Regions from separate parts of the Mus musculus genome. Here region 2 is linked to region 1. The links are chromatin loops, found by intact Hi-C in ENCODE. Cell type or tissue: heart. All regions are shown on one strand. Links, peaks and the distances in the headings refer to the core of each region. The heading gives the core; the rest is flanking DNA.

Evidence for each region. Hi-C counts contacts between places; a loop is a spot of excess contacts. Peaks named below come from ENCODE experiments on the same cell type or tissue, not always from the same donor. Only the 100,000 strongest peaks of a DNase experiment are listed, where the experiment ranks them.
Region 2: a loop joins it to region 1, with 11 times the contacts of the local background. A loop is called at or near these places in 2 of 42 quality-filtered maps.

The regions. Positions count from the first base shown.
Region 1 is chr10:24,893,001-24,901,339 of GRCm38, reverse strand. Med23 (mediator complex subunit 23) reads right to left here. Exons shown (of 30, transcript NM_001166416.1): 15 at 7,480-7,725; 16 at 5,492-5,634; 17 at 3,981-4,155; 18 at 2,767-2,930; 19 at 520-644. LOC115487564 (a small nuclear RNA gene) reads right to left here and starts at 7,360; the gene lies at 7,254-7,360. In heart, for the core only: a CTCF peak has its summit at 5,192; no DNase peak of the experiment used is centred there.
Region 2 is chr10:24,627,677-24,636,015 of GRCm38, reverse strand. No RefSeq gene overlaps it. Among named protein-coding and RNA genes, the nearest start is that of Gm15270, 36 kb to the right of the region's middle. In heart, for the core only: CTCF peaks have their summits at 1,251 (motif pointing left) and 5,167 (motif pointing left); DNase peaks (open chromatin) are centred at 275 and 1,485; H3K27ac peaks cover 535 bases; H3K27me3 peaks cover 199 bases.

The DNA.
Region 1 (8,339 bases), core at 322-8,321:
GAGGCTGGGATCCAGAATCTGTGATCTGTGACAAGCGACACTTTAGCTTCACTCAAGTCCACCGTGCTGTGGACTTCTCTGAGCTTCTCTGAGCAGACAGACATACCAGGTTTGCCTTCCTCCTCCTTATGCAGCCACAGTTATAATTCTGTTGTACAGTTAAAAAAAATCAACACAGTCAAACGTAGCTCCTTTATGCTCTAAGGGGTTTCACTGAAGCTTATTCTCCTCCGTCTTAGTGTTAGGACACAAGTTTTCAGGTGTTGTGCTAACTCCTGTGAGATTCTAAAGGTGTTCATTTAGAAACTGAAGCCATCACAATTGCTTTCTCAGGAGCACATTTAATCCTCGAGAGGATGGGAAGGAATTCAAGAGACTTTGGAAGTAAGAAGAAGAATTTTCAAAAAGGAAACAGCCAATTTTCTTCAGCTATTACCAGGTCAAGCACTCCCTAGAAAGCCACAGTGACTGGAAGAAGAGATTACCATGTATTTAATACGTAATTCCGAACCAAATTACCTGCAGAGGGGCTGGAAAACAGCTAAGGGTATGTGAAGCCCAGTTATGAGGAGTAAAGTTCATGATGGTCTGAAGGATATCTTTACACCAAGTTCCCTGTATTGAATCAGATCCTGTAAAAAAATCTAAACAAACAGACAGGAGTCAGATCTCCATGACCCAAACTACGTACTGTCAAAGCAAGCCAAAGCACCCTGAGATGTCTCACTGAGATGTCTCAGTGCAGGACGCTCGCTCTCTGGGGACCTACATTGTACTTAGGATCTACACCTCTTACTTGGAGAATAACTAGGAGTGACCAGGACTTTTTGTGAGAAAATAGGAGCACCATTAGTGAAGAGACAACAAAGGACTTTAGAGTCCTTTTTATTTTTAATAGTCTTTCCTGGGCCAAGGGAATGGAACTGAAAAAGCAGATGTCGGACTACACACGCCCTGTCAAATGCAAATCTCTAAATCCAGATGTTTACTTACAGGAAATAACAGTTTACAACGCCGTAGCTGGAACTGGTAAATCTGGTATCTTCCCTTTCCTTTCTTAAACAAACACCTCTCAAAGTGTGGTCTGATGGTTTCTAGCAGTTGCAGGTGTCCTTTCCATCCTTCTTTTCATTTTTTGAGATAAGGTTTTGCAATAAAGTCTAGGTTTACCTCAACTGTGCAATCCTCCTGCCTCAAACTCTCCATGTGCTAAGATTACAAGCCTTTGCTGCTATAGCTAGTCCTACTGTCTTTTCAAGAATTTGATGTGTTCAGAGATACTCAGATAATAATTCTCGGCTATCCTTAGCATTTCTCAATGGTACAGTGAAATGCCTGGCTCTCTGCACACTTCAAAGAAGGCACCAGACTACACTATTATACACCACCTGATTTCAACAAGGACAAAAGGTACCCGTCTCAGTTAAGATCACGGCTAATGTCCTATAAATTAAAAATATTAAAGTTATCAGGAGGGACTTTGAATGTTACTACAAACAGAAGAAAAATTTTAAGCAGGTAAATTACCTTGCCTTGGACATTACTCAATGTACACATATGTGTGGAAATATCATGTGATATCCCATAAATAGTAAGATTCTTTTTATGTGTCAATTAAAAATGAATGAAAATACTGTCAATGATGCTGTACAAATGAGCACATACAGACCCACTCCCACTGTGTGTGGAATGTGCATGGTGTGCCACAGTGCAAGGAGTGTGAGGGAAATGACAGGACTCAGGTGCAACAGCTGCCTTTCTGCACAGAATTTCAATTTTAGGTAGAAGAATATCTGACAGAAAAGCCAGTAATTATGCAGATGTAAACATCTGGCAGACACTCTCTCAAAAATTAATTCACCCTGTTGTTTTAAGAGAAACGAAAGACAGAAGGACAGCGTCTTCTCCAGATGCTGAGGCTGATGTTTCAGGTGGAAATTAGAAACTGGAAAGGCTCCTGTCCACGAGTGTGAGTGTTTTCCCAGATGTAAAGATATTCTTACAAAATTTATAGTGGTATCAACACACACAATGTTATGGAATTATAATAAGGTGTGTTCACATTTGCTACAGGGAATGTTTTCCAAAGGACGAACTGATAAAAGACACATACATTAAAAATGTACTCAATCTAAAAAATAGGCCAGCGGACCATGGGGCAGCAAAGTGCGAAAGTCCATGGGCAGGGCCAGGGTTTCACATACAGCTCATCTTGAAGGAACTTTCAAAAACAGACAGAGGACACGCAGTTATCTGAAAAGCCTGAGGCGTCTGAAACGCCATGCTCTCCTCATGTGCTCTAACCACCCCAGCATCATACACTGAAGCAGATAGATGCTGTGAGACAGACCACCTATGAAAACCTACGTTTGCTTACGCAGACATTAAAGGACAACCATTAAACAATAAACTAAAACAAAGGCTCCACTCCCCTCCTGTCAGAGTTGTGCTATAGAAACTACTTTTTACATGTTACTTACGCTAAGGTTACATGCTACAGTATTTTTAAATGAATAAGTTCTTTTTAAACTTCTCTATTTTAATTACTAATATTCTTATTTATATACAGATGGAAATCCATAAAAAGAAAACCTTTGGGAATTTCCTTAGAATGGCAGTGCCATGAGCTCCTCCCGCCTTTAGCCGATTCTGAGGAGAGACCAGAGCCACGGGCTTGCTTTCCTGAAAGGCACCTCCCTCGCATGTGCTCTCACGGTGTGAGAGGAGCTGCACAGTGTATGCTAACATCCCTTGCAGGATCTCTACCTGTGACGTGGGTTGCTCTGGCTAAGGTCAGGATCAAGGCTCGGTTCAGCTCTTCAGATTCGGCGGACAGCACTGTTTTGGGATCATTGAGGAAACGCGTGAACTGCGGCTGGACCTCTGAGCTTCCCAGGGCTGTGATGAGCCTCAGTGCAGTGCTCTCCACACTGAAAGCAGGAACGCACAGTTCACATGTATGTCGGCAGACCCAATTGCAGAGTTGTGAACATGTGATAGCACAAAGATTACATTCTTTATGCTTCATTCATTTATACTCGTTCATAGAAATAACCTTCCCTTTTTGATGCTAAATTTTACAATGCAAAACAGCTGACCTTGTACACATAGACTAGAAGAAAACCCTTCTCCTAGAGAGATGGCACCTCACTACTAGGTAGGCAGCACACACCTGCGCAGTCAGCACAGTGGTTTGAATAAAGATGGCCTCCATAGGTGCATAGGGAGTGGCACTGTTAGGAGGTGGGGACCTGGAGTCCAGGTGGCTTCCCTGGAAGAGAGATGTGATTAAGAGGTGGGCTTTGAGGCCTCAGAAGCTGGACTCTCAGCTCCTTCTTCAGCACCATGTCTGCCTGCATGCCACCATGCTTCCCTTCATGATGATAATGGACTGAAACTCGGAGCTGTAAGCCAGCCCCAATTCAATGCTTTTCCCTTATAAGAGCTGCCATGGTCATGGTGTCTCTCTTCACAGAATACAACTCTAAGAGAATCAGCATTTAGGAGGCAGAGGCACGGGGATCAGATTTTAGATCTTGTGTTGGCTACAAAAATGAATTCAAGGTCCGCTTATGCTACACGAGACTGTGTCCCCTCCTCCATTAAGTTACAGATTTCCATCCGAAATATGTTTTCACTTAAATCAAAATTGAAATGATACCTTTTTTTGGTATTCAAAACATGGTTTCTCTGCCCTGGTTGTTCTGGAGCTCATTGTGTAGACCAGGCTGGCCTTGAATTCACAGATAGATCTGTTTGTCTCTGCCTTCCATAAAATGGTACTTTAATCATGACTTGAAACATGTAAATCCAAATTCTTTTAAAAACTTGGGTTTCACTCTTTTGTCTTATAAGCAGAATTTTAATTTTACAGCAAATAAGAAAAAAAAAGGACCTGGGGGCAGGGGGATTAAGACCCCCACTTCCAAGCATGGGTGGACTAAACCCTAGGGGAGGCAGCCTGCAGGCTGCTCACTCACCACAGATGGAGCTGGTTCTGGTTGGTCTGTGCGACTGCAGCCAGTGTGTGGAGATGGCTCAGGAGCTGAACTCGGTAGTGGGGCTGAATGTGGTGCATTCGGTGGCTGAACATCTCCAGCAGTGTGTGCAGGATGCCCCAGGCGTGGGACTTGAAGACAGTGGGCAGGAGCTGACCTACCAGGGCAGAATTCCAGGGACCAGTTAGCAAAAGGACATCCCTGTATATATCAGAAGAATGTCGCTCAGGATGTATGTGAAAATGACTATAAACACAGACATACACACACACACACAAGTATTTACATATTTCCACTACAATTGTAGGGGTAAAAAATCCAGAGCCTAAATACACTCTGAGTTTATCTTTCCTTTCTAGAGTTTGACATGCCAGCCTCAGGTTAATATGGAAAAATAAAATGAAAGCAACCACACAAAAATAAAACAAAAACCAACCAACCAAAACCAAAAGAGCCCTTCTGGTCTGCCGCACATCACAGTTACCTTTTGGGTATTTTTATAGAGTCAAGGTTTCCCACTTCTGAGTATGAGATTCATTTCCATGTGTGTGTGTGTGTGTGTGTGTGTGTGTGTGTGTGTTTTAATACTGCTGGCAATTGAAGCCAAGGGCTCCATTACCCAGACTGGCAGTGAACTTCCTCAGCTGAGACTTCAGGTGTACACCATTGCAACTAGTGTAATTCAAACAGAATCACTTTTGTAACACCAAAGAAAGAAAAAAAGGAAAGAAGGAAGGAAGGAAGGGAGGGAGGGAAGGAGAAGGGAGGGAGGGAGGGAAAGGAAGAAAGCTAAGACAAGACAAGCCAGCCATGGGGGCACACAATTCCAGCACTCGGGAAGCAGAGGCAAGAGGCAAGAGTTCAGAGCCAGACTCACTTACATAAGGAGTCGGGAGGCCAGCCTAGCCTGGACAACAGGAGACACTATCTCAAAAAAGTCAAAACCTAGACCAAAACAAAAAACCTAATGTCTTTCCTTGTTCATTCTTTCTTCCATCCAAAAGAAAGCTGGGTTCACTTCTGGGAAAAAGTTACTATGGTTAAAACTCATACTGCAGGTGAAATGAATCAGAAAAGTGCCTGCAGTCGGAGAGTACCTATTATTCAGAACTGCTAAACACTAAACACGCTGTCGCTGCACTGGATGACAACTCCTTCCCATGGCCACACTCAGCCTCACCTTGCCCCGCCTCGCCTCATGGCGGCAGCAGTGCTTCATCTAAGAACGAATGTGCAGGAGAGGCCCAGTCCTACTTGGGGCTTATGAGCAGCATATTTCTTGCCATGCTCCCTCCCACCTCAGACACTAAGGGAGGCCTGTTCTGCCCTTTGACTCCCACAGCACCCATCTCTGCCCCAAAGCATGCATCTGTCGTTGCCTGCTTCATCCCTGTCCTGTCTCAGCAGGCTGGCCTCACGTCAGACACTTGCTCCCTGCTTCATTCTCATACTGACTTGTTAATCATTAGAAACAGCAGCAAAGTTTCTCTTACTGATAAATCCTTTGATGCCCAAAGACTCAATTTCCATGTAGACCAGTAAACGGCTGTAAGTTTCCACTAGGGCTGGAGCCAGCGCAACACTGGATTTCGTATGAGCCAGTTTTATCACTCTGGTTGCAATGCTGTGAATAAGGCTGACGAGGAAAGAAGAAGAAAATGAGAACCCGTGTCTATGAACACAGTTGTTCTTCTCAGAGGCAGAGACGTAGGAACCTGAAATGCAATAGTTCCAGTGGACCTGGCTCACTTAACAAGCTTAAGCTGTATCAGACTCTTGGTAGTGGCATCTGGACAACTGGAAACAAACTGCGGTTTCCACAGGACTTTAGGGCTGGGGGTGTAGTAGCTGGAATACACACAGGGATCCTGCTCAGGGCAAAGCAAGCTCTCCATATAAACCATAAATAGGAGCATGACTGAGGGCTTTTAGCCAGCTTCTCCTCTCAAACAGTAAGAAGTACCTTAGAGGAGCAACATTTACCACATTCATCACAAAACATTTAGCACAAAATTATTTAATAAATTATCGCTAAGACCCACATGTTCGCTTCTAGCAGGGCTTTGCTCAAATTTGTCACATATACAAGTGAAGTAGCACACAGTCTGTCACAATGGGTACCATCTGAGAGGAAAAAGCACAGCTTTTGCAGGGCTGACACTGTATCTGGCCTAATCACAGTGCTGTCTTAACTCTGCGTCAGTACTTAAAACTTGAGAGCACAGTCCTTCTCGAGGACTGACTGTGAGCAGCGTTACCAGGCAGCGTTCCACTCCCCACGCCGAGGGAACTGTCAGCCCAAGATGAGACCCTACTGCTGTCCCACGCGCCTCCACACGCCGGCCTCCGTGTGAACTGACACCCACTTCTCAGCATGCTGTGCCAGGCCTCACTACAGCTCCAGCCTGGCTACCCTGGGCACTGGAGGTCTAGTGCCAACACAAGCTTTTCTGCCTTCCAGGAAACAAACACAACTCTAAAAGTGTCCCAGTGTGTAATTCAATAACATCTTAAATTCCAGGACACAGCAATTCTCCTTTCAGAAAGCTGTTTAGTAAAAACTCTAAGAAAAAGACACAGTCAAACTCAACTACAGACGCCACAGTGACTGCTGTGAAGGAAACCTTCATCAACATCTCCCTACTACATAGGAGCCACCAAACCCTCGACACCCAGCAACATAGAGTGGCCACTCAGGCTTCATAAGAAACTTTGTTGTAGCAATCCAAAACTGTTCTGGATGAAAAACCACATGAAAAGATGTTTATTACAGGAGAAAACCGAGATACAATAGCACACTTTTCTCCACAATATATAAAATCATAAATTTACTCATTGAAAAAAAAGATGCAAAAATGATTTTCCATTTTCTTGTGAAAAGGATAAAGTCACCATCTGCCTTACACTCCTCTACATAGTCTATAGTTTCTATAGTTAACAACATTCAATTTTTTGAAGAAATCATTTTTTTTTTAGATATTTTCTTTATTTACATTTCAAATGCTATCCCGAAAGTTCCCTATCCCCTCCCCCCGCCCTGCTCCCCTACCCACCCACTCCCACTTCTTGGCCCTGGGGTTCCCCTGTACTGGGGCATATAAAGTTTGCAAGTCTGATGGGCCTCTCTTCCCAGTGATGGCCGACTAGGCCATCTTCTGATACATATGCAGCTAGAGTCAAGAGCTCCGGGGTACTGGTTAGTTCATATTGTTGTTCCACCTATAGGGTTGCAGACCCCTTCAGCTCCTTCGGTACAAAAATATGGAACGCTTCACGAATTTGCGTGTCATCCTTGCGCAGGGGCCACGCTAATCTTCTCTGTATTGTCCCAATTTTAGTATATGTGCTGCCGAAGCGAGCACGTGAGGAAATCATTCTTAAATGCACAGACCATACACACATGTACACGCACATACCTGTAATTACAAAAAAATTACCAGATTTCTTTAAATCAATTCCCAGATAGAGAATAAGCACACACCTCATCTTGGCATGCACCGTCAGTGAATCCAGGAGGTTCATCGGTAAGGGAGTCACTGATGCTGAGGCCAAACAGCTCGTTCCAGGGAGAGGCACTCTCATAATTCCATTTCCATAAATAGTTTCTACCAGAGCTCCCATAGGTAACGTAAAACACTCTGAGTTTGTGGAATACGCGTTACATAGCAGGGCAATCTTATAGTCATTCATCTGTAAGCTTTTATTTCTCAGACTCTGCTGGAGGAACCTGTAACATTTCAACAGAAAAACTCAAATGATACCCATGAAGTTAATTGCAGTTTAGTAATTTCAATCATATGCAGTTGCTAGTACTATGTTTATTCTTACAGACACTACAGTTTCTGATGAAATATACAGTGGCTGTACCTATTAAAGCTTGGGTAATATTGCAGATGGCGCTTCATCCTAAGTTAACAGCCACTGGATATTTGTCAAGTGTGTATTATACACTATACACAATGCACACTATTTTAGGCTAAGTTCCATAGAATGAAGAAATAACTCACAAATTAATGAAAAAGATTTCTATTTATTATCTGCTTAAATAACAAATGCCTTCATAATTGGTTTCTCAATGAAAAGATGATTACAGGTATTTCATAAAATAAAAGCCCCCAACATGGCCCTCACCACGGACAGGCTCTATGAAGAGATCTGATAGTCCCAGAAAGGAAGCCCAGCTACTTCCTAACACCATGACTGAAGAGCAGTTCTCTCTAAGGGGCATCATCTCTGCGTCATCACAGCTTTGGGACACACAGAAGGTGCCTGCCAGCCACATCGGCTCCCTCTCTTCTGGCCATCCCAGGGAGTGAAAGATGCCTAAATTAGATCATGTCC
Region 2 (8,339 bases), core at 198-8,197, 270 kb after region 1:
TTCGCTTCACGGATGCAGTTCGGCTCTAGAGTCTGTTCTCTGGCCCGGATGGATCAGTAACAGCGTGATTACAATACATTTTTTTGTCATCTGCACTGACCTGGTCTTTGAGCTCTGTTGGATTTAAGTGGACCCCACAATGGCTTTACACATTCCAGCAAGGAGATGCCTTCAGTGACAAGGGAATACAGTGCATTATGGCAAGAAAAGCTTGGAAGCAGGGGCAGAAGGCTGTCACTGGCGGTAAGGAAGGAGAGAGAAAACAGGAAGTAGGGATCAGGCTACAAAACCTCAAGGCCCGCCCCCATGTTTCCCCCTGTTCAAGCGCAGTCTCTCCTGCAGGCTTCATGACTTTCCCAAACAGCACCGTGAGGTGGGGCCACGTGTTCAAATACAAGCCTATGGGGAAGACATCACATACAAACCACGGGGTGATGTGGTTATCAGTGTAAAAGATTATTAGCTCCTACAGGGGCCCAGGGATCTGCCATGATCTCTTCTTAAAGAGAACGTCATCACCACAAACTTCCTAAGACAACAGATGCTGACGAGGACAGACCGGCCACAGACACTTCCCTGCCTGGACTCTATGCTGAGCCTGATATGACTATAGCCTTTGAACTGGTTCCCGGAGCTGATAAGGTTTATGGTCTGCAAGTGTTCTGTTTCACGGGGACTGTAGGTCAGTAGTGCAGCAAACTTTTCCCAGTGGTTACAAGCATGTTTTCACATTGACATATAATTTTTCAGATATTTATTGTCATGTTGCCAAAGTCACAAGTTACTAAAAGCAGAAACAAACTTTACATCCATTTCTGTCTAGGACAGACCTTCAAAGCATGCCCAGTGAGCAGATAACATTGGGTCATTCCTACCAAAACATCCACTTGAGGGCACACACATTGCAGGAAGGTTAGGGCACAATTGCACGGGAAATACGGTTGGTATTTTCAATTTCTGTATTCATTTAATTCTGACTATTTTTTTTTTTTTGAGTCAAGGTCTCTTGTAGCCCAGGCTGCCCTCATTTCCTCTGAAGAAACTCAGGACCCTTCTACCTCCCATGTGCTGGGATTTCAAAAGCAAGCCTTCCACGGCTCCAGCTTTAGTGGGTTACTTTTAAAAAGAAGTTTATTTATAGATACTGTACTGGTGCACAATCAGAATATTTTTTAAGTTAAAAAGAGTAAAGTTGCCTTTCAAGGGCCTTTTACAATTGGTTCCGTGACTCCACCCTGGAGAAAGCCTGCTGCCCTCTGATGGAGGAGGGAAAAAAGCCTTTACTGGGCTTTGCCTTCTCACACAAAGCACACCACAGAGCTGCAGCACACTGCTGGCAGAGTTGCACACACTTGACAAAGGTGGCCGTGTGTGCAAGTGCCTGGGTTATCACACCCACCGAGTCACACCAGACCTTCTGGAAAGAGGCAAAGAGCTAGCAGCAACCAGACAGCAGCTGGGACAAGCCAGCTGTCATCTGCTTCTGGGTATCTTCCCAGGGAGGAGAAATATTTCCCCACTACTTCCTGTCTGTGAAATCCAAGGTCATGGGATGAAACTAGGCTCAGGTTCAGAGAACTAACAGTGCTGTGTCGCCACAATCATCCTATCCGTCGCTGTCCCATGAAAAGCTGACAGAACCAAAAGGCTTCTTCGAGATGAATCACGTGATGGTGCAGCTGACAACTCCTATTACACCCACTCGCAGCAGGCCAGGCGGCTTCTTTCCTTTAAAATGTTTGTGCTAGCGGGGCGTGGTGGCGCACGCCTTTAATCCTAGCACCCCTGGGAGGCAGAGGCAGGTGGGTTTCTGAGTTCGAGGCCAACCTGGTCTACAAAGTGAGCTCCAGGACAGCCAGGGCTATACAGAGAAACCCTGTCTCGAACCCCCCCCCCCCAACAACAACAACAAAAAAACCCAAACAAGCTTTTGTGCTAAACGACTTCCCTGATAAGTCTGTAACTGGAACACTCTCATTCTAACCATGGCGAGGAACTTTAGCCTCTAAACAAGATGTCATAGTGTTTGCTTAAAATCACATTTATCACGTTAAAGTTCACTCATCAAAGTTTCCGTCTAAACCAGAATAATGCCTTCTAAGTAAATTTATTTTCGATTTTATTTTAGTGTGTGTGCACATGTGTGCATGTGTGATGTATGTAAGATGCTCCAGTCCCCAGTCCTTTAAGAAAGATTCTCTCACTTTATTAAGAGCTAGGTTGACAGCCAGTGATCCCCAGTAACCTGCTTTCCCTGTCTGCCAGTGGGGGATTAAAAGGACGCGCCTGGATTTTTACATAGGCTTTAGTGATTTGAACTAAGGCCTTCAGTGTTCACAGCAAGTGCATCTACCTACTGAGACATCTCCTCAGATCCCCAGAAGAGATCTTGAAGTGAATGTGCTCTTGGTGCACCGGGAGCAGAAAAATCACTCTAAAGAAAGAGCAGAATGGATCGAGAAAGACTTTACTTCTCGACGGAGGAGTGAACATGTGGTCTATGATATTCATGGGAAACAGAAACGTCAACAAACACAGGAAAATCTTTTCACTCATTTATGAAGTCACATTTAAAATACAAAACTATTTTTCTGTGCTTGGCACTCGAGAATAGACGCAAAATGTAAAGTTTCAGTCATGGCAAGGGAGGTGGGACCCTGAACAGGCATAGCCTGGGGATTGTTACACAAACTGCTGGATGCTTTCTGAGGGTGAGCTGACAATTTGTTTCAAAACACAAATAAGAGAGAGGCTGGGAAGGAAGAAAGGAGGGGAAGGAAATAAGGGCGACAGTATCAGGAACTGGAGGAGATTTGAGAGAGGTACAGAGGGTCAGGAAATCAAACAAAAATCTACAGCAGGGGGGATGAGGAACTGGGGATAGCCACTGGAGGGTCCCAGACACCAGGGAAACATGAAGCCACCAGGACCCAATGGGGATAACTTTAGCCAAAATGTGCAGAGAAGGGGGAGATAGAACCTGTGGAGACCACCTCCAGTAGATAGGCATGGCCACTGGTTGAGGGATGGGGCCACTCACCCATCTCAAAGTTTTTAACCCAGAAATGCTCCTATCCGAAGAAAGAAAGAACAGGGACAAAAAAATAGAACGGAGACTTGTGTAGCCTTAGTGAGATCAGATAACCAATTTCTATCACATACCTGTCAGAAGAGGGGATGGATGAGTGACAATCCACAGCCTGTTTCTTTCTCTTTTTCTTTTTTTTTTTTTTTTTTTTTTTGGTTTTTCGAGACAGGGTTTCTCTGTATAGTCTTGGCTGTCCTGGAACTCACTTTGTAGACCAGGCTGGCCTCGAACTCAGAAATCCGCCTGTCTCTGCCTCCCAAGTGCTGGGATTAAAGGCGTGCGCCACCACGCCCGGCTTCTTTCTCTTTTTCTTTTTCTCTCTTTCCCTTCTCCCTCTTGCTCTGGCCCCCATTCCCTCCCACCCCCCTCACTCGCTCTGCCCCTCCCCCTCGCTCCGCCCTTCCCCACTCCCTCCCCAGACCCAAAGGTTTCTATTTGTTTCTCATTACAGGGGGTTGTGAGCCACCATGTGGTTGCTAGAATTTGAACTCATGACCTCCAGAAGAGCAGTCAGTGCTCTTAACCATCTCACCAGCCCTCTTTTTACTTTTTTTTTAAAAAAGAGATTTATTTATTATTATATGTCAGTATACTGTAGCTGTCTTCAGACACACCAGAAGAGGGAGTCAGATCTCATTATGGGTGGTTGTGAGCCACCATGTGGTTGCTGGGATTTGTACTCAGGACCTTTGGAAGAGTAGTTAGTGCTCTTAACAGCTGAGCCATCTCTCCAGCCCCCTTTAATTTTTATCTTTTGAAATTAAAATATAATTACATAATTTTCTCCCTTTTCATCGCTCCCTCCTACCATCCCCATGTAGGACACCCACCACCCCTCATGCTCTCTGAATACTTTTCTTCTTCTATAAGAAGATTGGCAAGATAAGTTGGAGCCTCGTCTGTATTTCGGAAGCTTTTGATGTGGTTTCTCCAGAGGGGTGGTGGTGGTTTACGTCATTCTTGTGCCCACCTTTTCCTTGTAAGACAATCTGCCCCTTTGGAAGTATTCTGCCCTCTAACCCTTGAGTTGTGTGAAGGAGACTAACTATAGTCTCCTATAGTCAGAGTCAGTTGCCACAGTTTTACGACATCGTGACCTTAAAACCCAGCACGCAGCGTTGGCAGGTGCTGCCCATCACCGCCAGAGTCCGTCATGCAGATCTTTCAAGTAGATTCGGTGTAATTCCTAGGCTAGTTGGCATTTGGAGAAGCACACAGATATAACAACGAGCAGGTCTGGCTCTGCTTCTGTACATGTATTTGTTCCTTAAAGAGACCCAAGCCATTTCGGTATGTGTGCTGATTCCATATTCCTCTATAGACAGCAGCAGGACTCATCGCAGCCACTGATACGTGAACAGAAGGTGGCGCGTGGACACACACAGTGAGATGCCCTTCTCCTACATGTTCCTGCTTGGATAGACTTGGAAGGTGTGGGTCCGAATACTCAGATGAGAGAATCTAAATAAGTCACATTTGCAGACACAGACAGTAGCATGGAGTTTGCCTGGAGTTAGGGAAAGGGGGCGGGGCATAAACAGTCATTCAGTGCTTTATAGGATGAAAGCATTGTTCTGTTTTTGAGACAGGGTTCTCTATGTAGGCCTAGATGTCCTGGAACTCACGCTGTAGACAAGACTGGCCTCGAACTCACAGAGATCCTTGCCTCGTGAGTGCTCTGATCAGAGGTATGAGCCACCATGCCCAGCCTAGGATGAAATTTTTTTTGATATCTTGTCCTAAACAATGATAATATATTTAATGCTACTGAAATGTAATTTGCTTCAAATTAGTTAAAATTAGAATTTTATGTTTTGATTTATAAACCATCACTTAAAAAAAATCACAGTGAATGTGGAAGGTTGCGTTGCTATGACGGATGTTAAGTCCTGGGTACAGATGGAAAACACGCTTGATTGTTACTAATATGAAACAAACAAACAAACAAATCACAAGAAATGTAAAAAACCGCCCCCATGTAAGAGCATCAGGGCAGAATGAATGTGAGCTGCAGAAAAAACTAAACAGCGGTCGCTCTGCGCTGAGGAATTGTTCGCCCCCTGCTGGCCAGTCTTGGAATTGTTCTGCTTAAAGAAAAAGGATCGTAGGAGCAAGACCGCTTTCAGTAAGTTGTCCTGTTACTAAACGATAAGAATTTTCATTCACCAAAATGTTCTGCGTATAAGCATCAAACTCCTACACCCATCCCTGAAATCACTCATCCATTCCTTTGTTTACTAAAATGAACGCACCAGCCTTCACTAACTCTCACCACGTACATAGAGACACACAATGCAACCTTTTGAAAGCGTTCCCCACTTGGCACACCTTCCTGTGCCCAGTCCCTTTATGTTACTTTATATCAGCAAATAAGGTCCTTGACGTGATGTACAACTCGGGTTACTCATTCCCCTCGGATGGGCATTTTGTGGAAGATTTCTAGTTTTTAATCTGTTTCATATAGAACAACTATGGGGTTCCCAGGTTTTGTGTGAACAAAATGTTTTTATTTCTGTGTGTTTAGTGACCATGAAGAGAGTTGCTTTGTTACGCAGTAAGTGCGTATCTGGGTCTTTATTCCCCACAGCAGCTGTAATACTTTATATGGTCACTTGTTCTAAATCCACGTATTTTTCACATTTGCTTTTATAGATATCTTATAGCAGTCAAAATTTGTACAGTTTCCTACGGGTGTTGAATATATTTCAATGGGACTATTTACCATTTGTAAATTCTTCTTTTAAAAATATCTTATTATATCTTTTGCATACTTCCTGGAAATTACTTAATTTTTTTGTTACATGCTGATTTTTTTTTTCAAATTCTAGATCCGGCGCTGCAGTAGTTGCAGATATATTCTCACACCATGTGCCTTCTTTTTCAGACTCTTATAATAGGATCTTTTCCATCACAAATACTTTAAACTTTAGTTAATTTTAACTTGGTTTTATTTTAATTTTTTTCTCCTACGAATTATAATGTTGAGTCAATGAGATAATTTTTCATCAAGTCTAGATCCTGAAGATTTTTATCTATAATATCTTCTAAAACTTTTACAGTTTGGGGTCAGATTTTGAACCATCTGTAAGGTTTAGATTGAGGTTCATACTCCTCCCTTAATAACTCGACCACTGCATGGCGAAATGGCGTTCTCTTTGTACTGACTTGCTTGTAGGCCCTTGTCAGGAAGAGCTGGGTGTATTTCTGTGGACTCACATTGGAGTATCTATTCTGACTCCTCAGTCTGTTTATCTGTCTGTCCTGCTGTGGATATCCTCCATTCATGTTGAGTGTTAAAATCAAGGAGGGTGAATCCTCCCAAGCTTGCCGATTCATTTTTATATCTGTTTTGGATGCTTTTGTTTTATCGATCTGCACAGACTCCAAGACACTGATGGCTTTCTCAAAGCACACATCCTGCTGAGCCTTGATAGTGAAGGGGACAGATGGGGACACTTTAAGCTCTAAATGAGCACACTTGTACTTCATACTGTTGAAAAGGATAGAGGCTCTTGTCTCTCTTGAGTCATGAGAGGCCATTTGTACTTCTCACTGTATGCAGGAATCTGGACGCACACACTGTGTGCTGCCCAGAAAGCGCACATTGTTAACTGACGGGAGTTAATCTTTAACCTAAAGGTAACTCAGATAATGGTTGGGAAGAATGGTGACTCAAAGGCTGGCCTGGGTGTATAAAACTCCCTACACAGGGAAGGGTGATAACAAGGAGGGCGGGCAAGAGGAAATAAGGACAAACCCACCAGCATGACGAATCCAAAGACAAGAGGAGCAACGTGACCAGAGAGGCAGGACTGAATGGTCGGTGTTCTGGTTTCTTATAAAACTTGTTACTGGAGAAAGTCATGCTTCTCCACCAGGTTGCCAGCCCTCTGAGGGAAGCACTGATCCTGTCTGCTCGTTGGCACCCATACCGAGGGGCAGCAGGGGTTTCTATTCTGGTTATAGCTGGAACAAGGCAAAGTGTCTATGTCCCGATAACTCTCTGCCACTTCAAACATGGTGCGATATGCCCGAGCCAGTAGAATAAGGAAAACGGAAATAAAATAATACAGGCTCAGAAAGGAGAAATGAGACTAAGTTTATAGGTGTCACAATTGTTTACATACCCAAACCCCAGTGAGCCCACCAACAAACAAAATAAGTCGCTGGAGAAGTGGTTCTCAACCGGTGGGCTACAACCCTTGGCACGGTCACATATCAAATATTTACATTAAGATTCATAACAGTAGCAAATTGTTATGGATTGTGAAGGTTGGAGGTCGCCACCGCATGAGGGACTGTGTTAACTGATTGCAGCCCGAGGAAAGTTGAGATCACTGCTCTAGCGCCACAGAAAGAATTACACCAGTGCAGTGACATGGGTGTCAGTTAGGGGAGAGGTAAAATTTTTACTCTGTCGATCAGTCTGTGATTACAACTGATCCAGTCTTTCTTTTACGAGTGTCTGGAGTTTTCAGCACATTTATCTTTAATATATACCCAAGTTCTCATTTTTTTTTTAGCAGTTGTACGAAGCATTATGTTTTTTATTTTTATTTTTTATTTTTGACTGAGTGACTACAAAGACTTTATTAAATTATTGCAGCAGGAGGCAGTGCTAATGCAGAAGAGGGACATGGTGGTGAGAATGCTTAAGCAGCCTCAACAAAGCCACAGAGACCTCAACCTGTCCAAGCTGGTGCTATAGAGTCAGAGGATGGGCACCACGGGAAGAGATTTCAAGTTAGCCCTGACAACAGCACCTCAGCTCTGCGGGGACATCGGCCAGGGTCCTTTCTGAGGGCGCTCGAGCCTCCAACTGGAGGAGAGTTTGGGCCAGTTGCTCTGAGCCTCCAAGGAATTCCCCCCCCCCCCCCCATGAAATCATCTCACAACCAAGGCAAAGCTACATGCCACGTCTGACACTACCAATTGCAAGCTGGGTCCCTGGGCTATAGGAATGGGGGCAGCCCCCGCTGGGCTAGGCAGACTGGGAAGCGGGAAGCGGGGCGGCTCCTTTGCTCCAGCGCTTAAGAGTCCTTATGGGCCGCTGCTTTATAGTCTTACCAGCCTCAGCCCAGTTCAAATAGTCACTAAACTTTGTATTCTACGCTTACAGAATTCCACAAACACACCCACCTGCACTGGGTCCTTTATTACTTAAAAGGGCTTAAAGAAACATGTTTTAAAAGAAAATTTCCTTTGTACACATATACCTATGTAGAGCCTAGACGGCCTCTCAGCTGACTGG